Linked DNA regions of Homo sapiens: all the other regions are linked to region 1. A link is a contact called in ENCODE Hi-C or POLR2A ChIA-PET data. All regions are on one chromosome and are shown on one strand. Each heading gives the region's core, a stretch centred on a gene start or an enhancer-like site at or near the end of the contact. The rest is flanking DNA. Distances are from core to core; before and after follow the strand shown. Region 1 holds the start of USP47 (ubiquitin specific peptidase 47). Region 2 holds the start of ADM (adrenomedullin). Region 3 holds the start of AMPD3 (adenosine monophosphate deaminase 3). Region 4 holds the start of FAR1 (fatty acyl-CoA reductase 1). Region 5 holds the start of IRAG1-AS1 (IRAG1 antisense RNA 1).

Region 1 (2,700 bases), core at 13-2,512:
CAAAGAATTGCTACAAAACAAGTAAAACAGGCACAAAAAAATTTAAGAATCTGTAATGATCACTCATTAATTTCAAGATCGCACACAGTTAATTTCAATCCAACACTTGTCTCTATTTAAGGTATATGAGAAATAAAAATCCAAAGCATTAGCCTGATGATCAGCCAGTTAAAAATACACATTTGAATACGCCGAAGATATTTATAAAGCCAACAGAGATACTATTAATACGTTGAAATTCGCTGGCCAGTGCTGGATTCTACCCTAAATCTTCTACTACTATTCAAGAGAAGCCAAGTAGTCAAGGCTTCTCGTATCACTTGCTTTTAAGAATTTAAGAAGTCACTCAAATTGGCATACACAACCCAACCTCAAAAAAAAAAAAAAAAAAAAAGAGTTCAGCTCTCCATGTGGTAATGTTCTCCTATCTCCTTCCTTTACATTAATGTCCCATGTACTACTTTTCCACGATCTTCGGTAGGCCCCATTTAGGCAGGCCAATAGTACTACCAAGTAACAGGAGTTGAAAAAAGTCGTAACAGTTAAGTCTGCCCTCCCACAGATCTCACTTGGGTGTAGATTTCACAAGCGCTGAAAGCTATACGCTGCCACTGTCAAACCCAGAAGCAGCACCGTCACCCTGCCGTGCCCATAGGCAACTGTTCCAGAATGTTTTCTTTGAAATGATCTCTCCCGGCTCCACACGTTAAACAAGAACTTAAAAGGCCACCTTCTCCCCTAGAGCAGAACCTGATTCTTTCCCGTCCGCTCCTTTATTCGTCCAGCCCCATAAAACCCGAGGCGGGAGGTCCGCTCCCCGGCCCCTAGAGCCAGCGGGTCTCCCAACTGCTCGCCGCACCCACCGTCCACCCCCGACTGCCTCACGCCTCCTCATTCCCCCACAGCCGAGCCTGCACCCCGGCCGGGCCCGCAGCCGAACCCCGGCCCGGGCCTGTGTTGCCTCGAGCGGCCGCAGGCCTAAGGCCTAACCTCCTCTGGGGCCCCTCACCTCTTTCGGGACCAGTTGGTTCTCCTCGCCGGGCACCATCGCTGACTCCGGCCGCTCCTCTCCGCCCTGCCGGGGGAGGGTGGAGGGTGGCGGCGGCTCGCTAGCTCAAGAGAGAATGGCAGCGGCAGTCATCCTCTCCGCCGCCTGCGCTCCAGCAATAGCGGAGGCCTCAGCCTGGGCCTCAGACACCAGCGCGCAGACACCGACCCAGGGCTCCGCCGCCGCCGCCGCCGCTACCACAGCCGCCTTCGTCGTCGGCCCCTCCCCCAGCCCGCTGCAATCAATGGAAAAATGGCGGCGGCCGCTCTCGCGAGAATTCGGCCCGTCGGGCTCCAAGCCCGGCGCCTGGCGTCGGAGGTGGCCGGCACTTGTCGCTAGCTTCTAGTCACCTCGGCTCTTCCTCAGCCCCGGGAGGTACAGAATTGGCGAGACAGCCATGCAAACGCTTTTCGTTAGAGGAGAGCTGGACGTTCCATCTCGGGACTCCCTCTGCCGGCCGGGGAAGGACCAGGCCCACTGTCCTCCCTGCCTTCTCGGGCTCTTCGGACTCTCTGCCCTGCAGGGAAAGACTCGAGCCGAAAGCCCCATCTCTGACCCTAGCAACTCATACCCTTCTGGCTTCCCTTTAGCAAAGCGCCTGGACGTCATCCCCTCTTCAGATACCCCAGGCCTCGTCCTGGTAGAGACACCACCGCGGGCCACCTCCCGGCCCCCGCCCTTAGACACGGCTCTGGCCCTTCCAGTCAGAATGGACAGCGTTTTATTTGCTCCCGTTCACTCTCCTGACGTTCTTTTCCCCTCTCCCCACCCTCCCTCTCAAGGGCCCCCAGCTGGAGGGACCTCAGGGGCCACCCCCTGCTTGGGGAGGCAGCCACCCCTTCCCTTATGAAGCGGTGTCCTCACCGCCCGCCCCCCGCAACTACATTGGAGAGGCGCTCCCCTGCCCTCTTCCAGGGAACTTCCTTCTCCATCAGGGCCAAGTCTGAGACTGAGCTAGCCTTCCAAGAGTAGAGCTGCAGTATGCTTCAACCTGTGATCTCCGTTAACAAGGTTTTTAGAGAATTTTAATCTTCTCTAGTAGTAAGCATGGTGCTTTGTGTTATACTAAACAAAGTTTGCAGAAGTCATTTCTCCAAATCCTGCTTCCATTATGGAGACTCGGCGGGGCTCCTTCATGAAGACTTTTATGGATACAGTGATCTTACAGCATGCTGAGATAATATAATCTTGTCATGTTCCTAACACCCACAGCATTAACTGCCTGCACTTGTGTTCTCCAAACTTTTTTTTATTGTAATCCCGTTACCAAAAAAAAATCCATATACTTATATAAGTTTTATACGTGTCCTGCTGTGTGCAGAATTATAAAACATTTGTAAAATGTAAAAAGGCTAAGACAAAGATGACATAAACATTTAAAATAACTTAGTTATTTTCCATATTAATGGTATAAAAATCTTTGTTATTCTCACTAAAAATATTTAAGGAAATCAATATGATTGACTAGGTTTCGTTAGTTTTAAAAATCTTTAATACTTCGTGAAATAGTTATTAAAATATCTGATTGAACGTCAGGTTATTTTTGTACTTGGTTTTAATGGCTGTCATAAGCTGAAAAAAAGGTAACTCACAAAGATGTAGATCCTAAAGGAGGAAGTACATCTTTGGCCACTCTTCCTAATGCATGTTTA
Region 2 (2,700 bases), core at 138-2,637, 1.5 Mb after region 1:
GGTAGATCTGGTGTGCCAGCTTCTGCACCGTGCACGTCCCGAAGCGGCAGCCAAAGCTCCGGAGGCCCTGGAAGTTGTTCATGCTCTGGCGGTAGCGCTTGACTCGGATGCGGGCGGCATCCGGACTGCTGCGGGCGGGGGGAGGGGGAAGAAAGGCAACTTGAGACCCCATCAAGCAGAGCTTTGGCCCCAACACCGGGAACGGGAGCCATTCTAGAGCCAGAGGGAGCTGGAAACTGCTCGCGCCATCTGAGCTGCGGTCCAGCCCCGACGATCCCCCGGGCCAGGGGAGTGGAGACAGAGAACTCCTCCCGCACACCTTCCTTCCCTCCCGTCCCTGGACAGCACAGGGCGTAGTTACCTGTCTTCGGGGCTTCGAGAGGCACCCTTCATGTCCTGGGGCCGAATAAGGGTCTGGGCAGGCCCGGCCTTCACGTCAGCGAGCCCGGTGGGGTAGCTGCTGGACATCCGCAGTTCCCTCTTCCCACGACTCAGAGCCCACTTATTCCACCTGGAAAACACAAGCAGACCCGATTCGCGTGCGTTCAGGTGACGCCCAGGCCTGTCCCTGCTCCCATTCACTTCTAGACCTTCGGGACCAACGGTCAGTTCCCCTTGCCTGCCAGGTACCAGCAAGGGGGAAGGCGCTGCCCGGACTCACTTCTTTCGAAACTCCGACGCGACATCCAACCGAGCGGTGTCAGCGCCTAGGAAGGCGAGCGAACCCAGGTACATCAGGGCGACGGAAACCAGCTTCATCCCGGCTGCGAAGCGCAGACCCTGGAAAAGAAGAAAGAGAGTCGAGCGTGAGCACCCGGGCCAGCTGCACCGCCCGGGCGGGGCACGGAGGGCGGGCAGGGGCCCCGGCGAGGCGGGTTTAGCCCGCGCTTTCCCTGGCTCAGACGCTTATCTCCCTCCGCGCAGAGAGGCGCCAGAGGCGTTTGCACGCGCCGGCCGGGTGACAGGCCCCGCAGGGGAGGCCGCTGCACCCCGCCAGGCTCCCAGAGGGTCTCTGCTCAACTTCTTGGAACTTGGCTGACGGAGCAGAGGGGACTGGGTCTCTGGACCTCCAGCTGTGTGCACGAGCTGGGCCCAGGATATGGGGTGTATCTATCTCTCAGAGAACCCTCCAAAGTGGGTTGTTCCCCTCACCCAGCGCTCCCAGTTTAGGGCCTTGGCAAGCACTGCCCCCCACCCCACCTCTTAACCCGCAGGGTCTGCGGCACCTACCTGCTAAGAGAGTGATCTGCCAAGTACTTGAAGGAGAAAGTCTCAGACGTCCCACTGGCAATGGCAAAACTCCGAAGTCCAAGCCCAGCTGCAGTGAGAAGCCCGAAGTGGCAAGGCTTGAGCTGTTCTATCCAGTGTCACCAAGAAACCACTGAGTGGCCAGCTCTGGTTCCTGTGCTTTATAAGCGCACGGGTGGGGGAGCGGCGGGGCGGGGCCTGGGCTGCCCGGTTGCCTTCCCTTTCTTTCCTCAGCCACGCGCGCTCCTGCTCTCGGACGCGCGCATTGCTTCCTTTGGGGCTGGAGTTGGGATGGGGGGAGGGGGGAGCGGGGGAGAGGAGGTCCCTCGTGCCCAGAGGGCTTAGGTATGGGCTCCAGGCGGTTGGTGCAGGAACTGCCACAGCCCTCTTTGGGCACAGGGTTCAGACAGTACGCCGGAGCGAAGGGGCGCCACTACAACCTCTTGAGGTCCTTATCCAGGACCCATGCGGCCCGGAGTGCAAAGCCTCCTGGCGAAGAACAGCAAGAGCCCGCGGAAGGGACAGCGCGGATGGCCCGAGCCCTGGACCTGGGGAGCTGTGGCCTCAAGTGGACCGCGCCCCCCTGCCGGCTTGGCGCCTGACCGGGCCGCGACCCCAGACTCCCGCGGAGGGGCCGGGGCAGGGACGGAGCAAAGCCGAGAGGAGCAGGACTCACTAGTCCCCCAGAGGACCAAGACCCCGGCGTTTCGGGGTGAGCTAGTAAGATTTCACGGTAGGGACAAGGCTCAGAAAAGCTAAATTGAGAATTGGGATTTGGAGGGGGGAATTATCTGAAATTTCAGAATTTTCATTTCTATTTGGAAACATAGGAATAACCAAAATTAGGAGGAAATATACTGTTTCATTTTGCCTCCTTGTAATCCTATTATGCCTTATAAGGTCATAACCTGAGATTGTGCCTGGCTGCCTTCATTAATCCATCGTAAACGTGAGGACTGACTGCCAGGGAGCACACTAACGCTTCACGTATGCTAATCATTTTACAGTTTACCAAGCACGGCCACATCCCAGTCTACTTTGAGCTTCACAGCCACCCTTGAGTCAGGCAAGGAAGGTAACATTCCTTTTCCCATTTCAGCAGGTAGAAAATTCAAGCTCAGAGAGGGGAGGTATCTGCAGAGAGGGGAAGTCACCCTGCAGGTAGGAAGCAGCAGAGTCCCTACTCGGCCCGACACGCTAGCACGGCCGACTGGGGCGCGGCGTGGATTCCTCTAGGCTGGGGTCACCAACTTCTCAAGGGGCAAAGGAGAGTCCTAGCCCCCGCCCAAAGAATTTGTGCCTGTTCATGATGAATCACGCTAGACACGTTTGTCACCCGTTTGTGCTCTTTCATCACAGCTTCTTCTCTTTCTTACTTCTCTCCTGGGGGCCAAACTGGGAAGGAAAGGCTAAGCCACGGGGCTTCCTGCTTCGTGCTTGTGGGTTTCTGGG
Region 3 (2,700 bases), core at 1-2,500, 1.4 Mb after region 1:
GCCACAGTCCCTCCAGAAAGGAAGCCCAGTGCCACTGAAATCCCCTCGTTATACGAAGGAAGCTGGTTCCTACTCTTGCCAGACTCCCCTTGCAGAAGCCCCGACACAGACCTGAGCCTGGCTCCATGACTGGTCCTGAAGATGCCACTCAAGTGATGCACCCGGGTGAGGTGCTGCCTGCCACCCAGGAGGCTCAGCTGAGTCAGTGCGTGCGTGCAGCTGGCTGGGTCCTGTCTGCCGGCTGGAGTAGGAGGTCTCTGTTTTGCATATCTGTGAGCAGCAGTGAGCCAGAGCAGGAAAAGCCTGGGCTGGAAATTCTCTCGTGAATATGAAATATGAGTGGAAAATTTCCAAGAGCCCTGAAGTCCCCAGGTAATCCCAGTTATCCAAAACAAAATGGCTGTGGTATCCTGAATGCAGTGTCCTGGCCCTCTTCACAGCCCTCACAAGAGGAAACTAAAGCGGCGGCTTCCTCTTTACAACAGTAAACTCAGCCGTCCTGCCCAGCTGCAGGAGATAAGCCACAGCCTCCCTCTAACGCCCAGCCTCCTCCTGAAAGCTGAGTAGCAACGAGCGATATCATCACCTTTGCTGCTTCCGTTCTGAACGTGCTTCAGGCCTGGCTGCATTTTATCAAGGGGATTGGTCTCAGGTACAGCCCGACCTGCCTCTTCTCAGAAAGCCCCCCTAAAGCAGCCCTCCCAAGGGCACCCCATAACTGCCAGGGGGAGCTTCAATCCCAGTTGCTAATACAATCCCCTCCATCCCCTCCTCCTCTGAAAGGGAAAGACCATGAACTGCTTCCACCTTTCCCAGGAAAGGACAGAGACTCAGGGAGCAGGAACTGCCTCAGCACAGAGGCGGACAGAGGACAGGGGCAGGCTAGGATGAAAAGCTGACAGCCCCATCCCACTCCTTCCTTTCTTCCCAGAAGGAAGCCCACATCACAGGTGACTGCGAAGCCTGATAAGCTTTACCAGAACCCCCACCCCCATCCACACACACAGAAAAGGAGTACACCCCAACTGACCCACCGGAGCCCACCCCAAACCCTCCCCTGCTTACAGCCGCTCACTGCTCCCACGTGGGCCTCCAGCTCCGAGCGCTGGCTGGACTCTGCCACTCCTCCTGGGGAAGGTGGAGCCTGCCTCAAGTGACCCACAGGAGCAATCCTCTAAAACCAAGCAGGGTTGATTAAAATGGCATCACAGGGTGCAAAGCTCTGATCTTCATCTGCCCTTTAGGAGAGTGGGAAGGCTCAGAACAGACACATAGCCTCCCAGTGACTTAGGCAAATCCTGTGGTCCTGGGAAATAACCATGAGCAAAATGGCTATTTCTGTGGTGCTGTTGAAATCCTGGGGAGAAGAGCTCAGGAAGGATGGGTCAGTTGTTTACCGGGAGGCTAGCTGTAACCCTGACTTGGGCCTGAGTCACCTCCGCATGTCCAATCGTGAGGTTGTGTCTTACTGAGCTCACATCATAATTCCTGTGTGCACAGAGCAGTATTACAGGGTTGACACATGATCCTCGGGCTGCTGCTGGGCTTTAGCTACCCAGAGATTACGGCCCACCTGTCCTCACAGCTGTTTCATAAACAGTGCAACCAGCAGGCTACAAGCAACCTAGAGGGAGGGTAATATTTATTCATTAAACAATTAAATGAACTTACAGTATGAGAAAAAAATCCAAGCCCTTAGTACTATTCTGCCAGAAGGAGGAGGGGCAGATGACTTTTTCTGCTAGTGTTTTGGGGAAAGGGGAGGTAGAGTGGGGACTGCAGTGGGAGGATTCCAGCCCAAGGATTTAAGTCCGACACGTTCAGGGAATTTTATTCTGCACCTTTAACCGGATCCCAGCTAGCCTTAGTCTAAACAAGCATTTTTCAAAGTGCAGTCTGCAGAACATGAAAGGTCAGAAGGCTTGGAAAACACTGCATCCTGTAGTCCCTTATGGGTATTCATGCACAGTTTCTACTAGCAAATTCAACACCTGAGAAGTCCTGCAGTAAAGAAAGCTGCTTAACTTTGTTTAACCCGACGCACTTATTTGACCATCCTAGAACTGCTGTCATAGGAAAAAAACACCTATTAATATCTTGTGGTATCGGCTTTGGGAAACACCCTCCACCTTGAGTCTTCATTTTCCAACTTAGAGAAAGCTGCCTTCCTGGAGCCCAGTTTACAGGTATGAGACCCATTGCATCGGGTTCAGACAGAAACCAGCAGCAGCTCCACTAAGATGACACAGGTTGTAACAATGACCAAGGGTCCTGCTGAAGCCAAAAGGCGGGAAGACTCCCCAGAACATGGGCAGTTTAGAAGAAAAATACAGTTCTGTCCCAGAAGAGCAAGCTCTTCTCAGGACCTCACAATTCCACCTTGAGCCTAACTTGTTGCTGCTTCTTGCAGCCAAGATGTCTCTGTGGACTGAAGAGCACTGATCCCAAGCTCAAAGCCTTATTTCCCTTTCGAACAAACATCAAGACAATTTATGATAACCAGATACAGGGCCCGCTTCTCCTGCCCGAGACTAGACTGCATCCCCTTTTATCACTTAAGCACCCCTTACAAACTCTAAAAGACAGGAGAGGACGGAATCAAATTATGTCTCATCAAGAAAGATATCGGCCGGGCATGGTGGCTCATGCCTGTAATCCCAGCACTTTGGGAGCCCGAGGCAGGTGGATCACAAGGTCAGG
Region 4 (2,700 bases), core at 130-2,629, 1.8 Mb before region 1:
TGTACTTATACGTTAATTCTCACTTGTATTACTGTAAGAGATCTTGCATCATTTTTATGCTATATTACACATGCCCAACATGACAGCTGAGAAACTCCCCTGGAGGGCAGATTTTCTGAGAGTATCTTCTGATGTTGTCTTTAAACCAACACTTTTTTTTTTAACATAAAGAATTAAGGGATTCCTGACTGCCATCTAGTCAAAAGCAAACAATATGTATGCCATTACTTCGGAGGGAGTGAGTTCTTGTGCTGCTGAGGCAAAACGAGATGAACTGTCACAGGGATGGCAGGAGGGGTGGAGTGTAGGAGGAGGATCAGCCCCAGTAGTGAGAATTAAAAACTCTTTTGAGTATTTGGCCCTCCACTAGCAGTAAATTAACCTTCAAACCTGACCAAGACACTACCTGAGACCCTCCACTCTCCGACACCGCAGAATCAGACAACTGTTCTTGCTCAACTACTCATAAAAGATTCACAGCCTTCACCTACCACACATAAATCTACCGCGTTTGCTGCTTGTATACTTTGTCCTAACAGACCAACTAATGCCTTCTAGTCCAATAGCCTCCCGTCCACACCTCACATAAAACCTTCTCAGCCACCTTCCGGTTTCAGTAGGTGCCTCTTACTCCAGATCCACGTGTCCCCAGTTCTCCAGAGACCTTCACCTTCAAAACCCAAGCCCGTCCCCCCTTCACTCCCAGCTGATCTCCACCCAGGCCCTATCAATCCTTACTTCTAATAGGCCAACCACACTCCCCGGCCCCGCGCCTTCTCCCTCAGCACCCTTTTCTGAGCATCACCTATTTCCCACCACTTTCTTCCTCCCCAGACCCGGAATCCTGCAATCACTAGGCCTCCCTTTGCCGCTACCCTCCCGCGAGCACGCGGAGCCCGCTGCTCGGCTAACCACCCCGCCCCACCTTCGCCACCTCTAGCGGCCTCCCACCCCAGGCGGCTCCCCGGGCTCCGCGGCTGCAAACCAGGCCCCACCGTACGTCCCCCACGCGGTCCCGGCCCTGTGAAGGGCGGCGGCGGGGCAAAGAGGGGCAGAGACCACCCGGGGTGAGGCGGGCGCCCTCACTTCTGGGCGTACCCGGGCGGGGGCGGGGGCGGGACGGCTGGTCGGCGCCCCCGCCTCGGCCAGGCCTGCAGCCCGAGCTCCCGCAACCACTTCCCGAGCCAGGCGAGGAGGAGCCCGCAGCCCGGCCGCTCCCGCTGGCGCACCCCCTTCTCACCTAGACGCAGAGGCTCAGGCCTCGCTCTCCCACTGGCCGTCCAGCAATAGCTGCGCCGCCGCCGCCGCCGCCGTCGCGCTCTCTTCACTCGCTTTTCCACCGCCCGCGACCGGCTGCTGAAGAGCGGACGGGCAGTGGCACGCCCATTGGCTGAGGCCCGCAGTCGCGTCAGCCGGCCCCGACCGCACCTCGCGACGTGACTGGCTGGAGCGGCGCCTCTTTTCGACATCCGCTTTTGATTGGCTCTCGCGCACACCCTTATCCGCAGGACCAGTCATCCTCCTCCCTGCTTTAGCCTCTCACCCCCAACCCGGTTTCCCTCCGGGCGGGAGTGGGGCGGGAGCGGACGCCCGCGGAACGCGAACGGCCAATGGGGGCGCGGAGAGAGGGCCGGGAGGTGGGCCCTGCGGCCGGGAGGCTCGCGGGGGAATGCTCAGCCAATGGGCCCGCGCCCCACATCTCGAGTCCTGGAGCGCCCCCGCCGGCTGCTGGCGTCCTGTCGGGTCGCGCCCAGGGCCACGCCCGGCTGTCCGTCGCGCGGGAGGGGCGCCAACTCCCAAGGTTGGGAGCACGCAGCGAGGCCCGCGCGGGAGACAGCGGGGCTGCCATTGTGGCGTGCTTAGCGCTATTATGGTGGGGCCCGGGGGCCCTCCGGCCATTGCTGGGCGTGAGGGATCCGTTCGGAGAACTACCAGCTTGGCGGGTGTGGCCCGGGTCGGTGAGAGCGAAGAGCTCTACGGACCCCTGGAGCCTCCACGGGTCTCGCCCAGTCCCAGGGGACTGTGGGCCCATTCATTCCACCTTCCACTTCCTCCAAAATAATTCCCTACAAAACTTACCGGTAGTGATAGGAGTTAGAATAACGTTTACTTCTGAGGGGTGGGGCACGAGGGAACCTATGGAAAGCTGGAAACATTGCGTCTTGATCCTGGTGGTCGTTCCGGGCTGTGTACACATGGAGGAATTCATCGAGCCGGACACTTAATAGTATTACCACATTCATACGGCTCATTTTTAAAAAATAATAAAAGGATCATGAGAATTCTGTAATAATATTACCACAATCTTTGGGCTCCGTGGGACTCCATTGTATAAACAGTCCGCATTAGGATTTAGCTGTCATTCAAAACATGCAAGCCATAGGAAGAAAAAAAAAGATTTGTGAGAAGCAAAAATGAGTGAACGCTCTTGGCACGGTGAATAGCATGCACAGGTTGGTATTTAGGGATGGATGGCTCAGAGTGATTTTTCTGTGGGGATTTAGAGCTTGTTTCAGTGCCTGGCCCTGTTAGTAGCTAAAAGCAGTCATAGTGCTGCATCCAGTTGGAAACTACAAAAGCTCACTGAACTGCCTACTTTGTGGCAGATGTTAAGTTCTGGCTCAGGAAACTAATTTGAATGCCATGGCTTCTGCCTCGATGAGCTCACAGTCTTGCAGCAAGTACTGTCATTTCTGGAGG
Region 5 (2,700 bases), core at 14-2,513, 1.3 Mb after region 1:
TCTAACTCCCAGGCCCGGATTAGGCTGAACTATGGAATCTTGTTGAATTTGATATCTTTTGGAATTTATTAAATCATTATTTATACTTCATTTTTAAGCTTTTTCCTTTTCCAGTGTTCAAATATTCATCAAATGTTCAAATATTGAACAAGTACCATGCTGGCTGTCAGGGAAATAATGGTGCACAAACAGGCATGGACCTAGCGCTAATGAAGTCTTACCGTACTACCGAGGCAGTTTAAAACAGGAATTAAAAACACAGGTTCAGGGTTCTGTCTGCTTGGGTTTGAATCTGGCTCTGCTCCTTAATGGTTGTTTGACCTTGGAAAAGTTAATCGACTTTTCTAAGCCTGTGTCTTAGTGAAGGTATTAATAATACCTACTCACAGGATTGCTGTGAAGATTAAACGAATTAATACCTTTAAAGTCCTTAAAATACGGTTTGACATATAGTAAATGGTCAAAGAGTATTATTATTAGAGGGAAGAATTAGCTCTTCACAAGGTGAATCTACAAGTGACTGGTGAAGGAGGGGTGTACAAACAAGAAACATAAAAACCAGTTTAACTGCTAAGCATAGAGGCAGCAGTGTCAGCTGTACCTGGGTTAAAATCCTTGCTCTGCTGTTTATTGTCTAGGCAACTTTGACCAGACGACTTAAACAAGAGCAATGCCCGTAAAGTGCCTAGTGCAGTATTTGGCACACAACAGATGCTTAAAAGACAGCAATTACTGATTCAGACGTCCCGCAGAGCAGTAATATCACTAACATGTGCTCATCATCATATCTATCATTTATCAAAGCTCAGGATTTTGAACCTTGTAATTACTTTTCATACATTCTCTTATGCTTAACAACTCGGCTAGGTGAACACAATCCATTGCCTCATAAAGAAACAAGATGACCTTTGTGTATCTATCATCAGTGGGGAGGCTGGAGGTCTGGGAAGTGGTACCTTGGAGCCCAACTGTTGACCAAACCAGGGCTCTCAGTGCGGCCTTGGTCGCCAGCGGGGCGCTCCACTTTCCGCTCCGGAGATGGCACCAGGAGAGATGGGAGTCTGCCAGGCTGTTTCCATGGCCACCTCATGAAGCCCCTGCTCCGGGAGCGTGACAGGCGAGACTCTCCTTCGCCGCCACCTCTCGTCTCAGATGACCATCTGGGCTCGAAAGCCCTCAGGAGCTGCGGAGCGCGGGTCGGTAGGGGCGCTGCAGAGGAAGGTTGGGCGCCGTCTCCCGGCAACGCGCGGGGGGCGGGGCTTTGCGTCACAGAGGTGCGACCGGGTCCCGGCCTGAGTCGCGGCCACCCGCAGGTCTGAGCTGTGGGCTGAGGCAGCGCAGCCGCTGCCGCAGGGTGCGCGATGCCTTGAACCTGGGGTGAGCTCCGCGGCGCTGTCCTTTCGTGTTTCCCTTGCTAGCTGCTCCAGGACTCTGGGTCTGGGAAGAGAAACCCCAGAGGGCCCTCCGCTGCCGAGCCAGGCTTCCGCGGGGAGACAGGCCTAGCCCCGCCGCCCTCCCCGGGCCTCGGATTGGGGCGTGGGGACGGCTGGGGAGGCCATTCTATTGACGCCCGTCTTCTGCCCGGCGGGTTCCAGTTGCCCGGGGTGGCGGTGGCTTGTCCCGCCTCGGGGTGGTTCTGAGGGACCCGGAGAGAGTTTTTCCTTCTCTATCCCAAAACGGTTGTTTGAATATTGCCGCCGGCTCAGTCATTCGGCCGCCGGACTTAGCTGTTGGTTAAATGTCCAGGTGCGCTTGAGGAGGGGCTGAGGCGGCGTAGCCAGAGCGAGCGCTAGGGTGGCCCGCGGGCTCGGTCTCCGCCGGGCTGGACACCCAAATAAGAAACCTTTTGCCTGGGACGATAGCTCAGAAATAGCCACGTCGATCTACTTAGCCAGCCCCACACTTATGAATTGGCTTAGGCTGCTACCCTTCCCAAAGGTCTTTCCTTGTCAAACTAGCTGCTACCTTGAGACCCGGCTAAGAAAAGAACGTTTTCTTGCTAATAATAAGAAGGTAGTGATTACACAGCAGGAGCAGAAGGCTTCTGTGTTAGCTTTTGAAATTATTCCTTCAGTTATTTGTCTCGGCGTTACAAAATGTGGATTTACGATTGTTATTGAAATCGATCCCTATGCCCCTTATTAAAGGTAGTGTACCTTTTATATTCTGACACTGTCCTATTTAGCGGTGCCAGCTAATTCAGTTCTTGCCTCTGGCATATATATAAAGCTGCTGGAACACTTTCAATTGTTTATAATTCTTACATCTTCAGCACGAATTTATTCGTTTTCACTCCCTTCTGCCCATTCTTCTTGCTATAAAATGACCTCTACCCATTCAGAATTTTGTCTGGGGGCATGAGCTGCCACCGGCCGACGATCCTAAATTAGTCACCTCCATGTCGAAGTCACCCGTCTGAGAAGTGATGCTTTCTGAATTCAGAGCTCAAAAATAGTATGGATTTTTATCCTTTTCTTTCACATTGCCTGACTTCAGTTTCTAGAACTTTTTCTCAAGAATATGACTATATGTTTCAAAAATTAATATTTGTCATTTGGTGTAAATGAACTTTATATTCGATGTGTGTAGCCTGATCCTTCTTGGTTCCCATCTAAATACAAACACGCTTTCCTTCCCAAAAAGGCAAGGGAGGTCCAGAGAGAATTCTTACAAGTCTAATATGCTTTTTCCAATATGAAA

The links. A loop is a pair of places that touch in the nucleus more often than their neighbours do. ChIA-PET counts read pairs that join two places held with the same protein, here RNA polymerase II (POLR2A). Pooled maps may share reads with other maps.
Region 2: a map of naive thymus-derived CD4-positive, alpha-beta T cell shows a loop between it and region 1 (6-fold over the local background). The contact joins the promoter of ADM here to the promoter of USP47 in region 1. A Hi-C loop is called at or near these places in 3 of 168 maps with a recorded cell type or tissue (B cell, CD14-positive monocyte and naive thymus-derived CD4-positive, alpha-beta T cell), 6 of 37 single-sample maps with no recorded cell type and 13 of 50 pooled maps. POLR2A ChIA-PET finds 5 or more read pairs at or near these places in 1 of 52 experiments (activated CD4-positive, alpha-beta T cell).
Region 3: a map of CD8-positive, alpha-beta T cell shows a loop between it and region 1 (4-fold over the local background). The contact joins the promoter of AMPD3 here to the promoter of USP47 in region 1. A Hi-C loop is called at or near these places in 6 of 168 maps with a recorded cell type or tissue (CD4-positive, alpha-beta T cell, CD4-positive, alpha-beta memory T cell, CD8-positive, alpha-beta T cell and 1 more), 9 of 37 single-sample maps with no recorded cell type and 15 of 50 pooled maps. POLR2A ChIA-PET finds 5 or more read pairs at or near these places in 2 of 52 experiments (CD4-positive, alpha-beta memory T cell and activated T-cell).
Region 4: a map of CD8-positive, alpha-beta T cell shows a loop between it and region 1 (13-fold over the local background). The contact joins the promoter of FAR1 here to the promoter of USP47 in region 1. A Hi-C loop is called at or near these places in 2 of 168 maps with a recorded cell type or tissue (CD8-positive, alpha-beta T cell and naive thymus-derived CD4-positive, alpha-beta T cell), 2 of 37 single-sample maps with no recorded cell type and 9 of 50 pooled maps.
Region 5: a map of naive thymus-derived CD4-positive, alpha-beta T cell shows a loop between it and region 1 (8-fold over the local background). The contact joins the promoter of IRAG1-AS1 here to the promoter of USP47 in region 1. A Hi-C loop is called at or near these places in 1 of 168 maps with a recorded cell type or tissue (naive thymus-derived CD4-positive, alpha-beta T cell), 1 of 37 single-sample maps with no recorded cell type and 8 of 50 pooled maps.

What each region holds. Positions count from the first base shown.
Region 1 is chr11:11,840,534-11,843,233 of GRCh38, reverse strand. It overlaps USP47 (ubiquitin specific peptidase 47), which reads right to left and starts at 1,262. Exons shown (of 28, transcript NM_001282659.2): 1 at 1,010-1,262. The coding sequence starts at 1,048. It overlaps LOC107984311 (a long non-coding RNA gene), which reads left to right and starts at 1,393. Exons shown (of 4, transcript XR_001748134.3): 1 at 1,393-2,059. RefSeq lists enhancers at 1,019-1,158, 457-1,320, 1,369-1,538, 1,321-2,186.
Region 2 is chr11:10,303,760-10,306,459 of GRCh38, reverse strand. It overlaps ADM (adrenomedullin), which reads right to left and starts at 1,387. Exons shown (of 4, transcript NM_001124.3): 1 at 1,231-1,387; 2 at 662-780; 3 at 362-511; 4 at 1-128. The coding sequence starts at 759. It also overlaps a transcript of SBF2 not described here. RefSeq lists silencers at 796-845, 866-915, 1,596-1,645, 1,826-1,925, 2,416-2,475.
Region 3 is chr11:10,453,814-10,456,513 of GRCh38, reverse strand. It overlaps AMPD3 (adenosine monophosphate deaminase 3), which reads right to left and starts at 1,250. Exons shown (of 15, transcript NM_001025389.2): 1 at 1,066-1,250. RefSeq lists an enhancer at 326-375.
Region 4 is chr11:13,667,347-13,670,046 of GRCh38, reverse strand. It overlaps FAR1 (fatty acyl-CoA reductase 1), which reads right to left and starts at 1,379. Exons shown (of 12, transcript NM_032228.6): 1 at 1,241-1,379. RefSeq lists an enhancer at 820-869 and silencers at 950-1,229, 1,340-1,829.
Region 5 is chr11:10,539,799-10,542,498 of GRCh38, reverse strand. IRAG1-AS1 (IRAG1 antisense RNA 1) reads right to left here and starts at 1,263. Exons shown (of 4, transcript NR_046375.1): 1 at 957-1,263. RNF141 (ring finger protein 141) reads left to right here and starts at 1,312. Exons shown (of 6, transcript NM_016422.4): 1 at 1,312-1,377. RefSeq lists an enhancer at 1,127-1,236.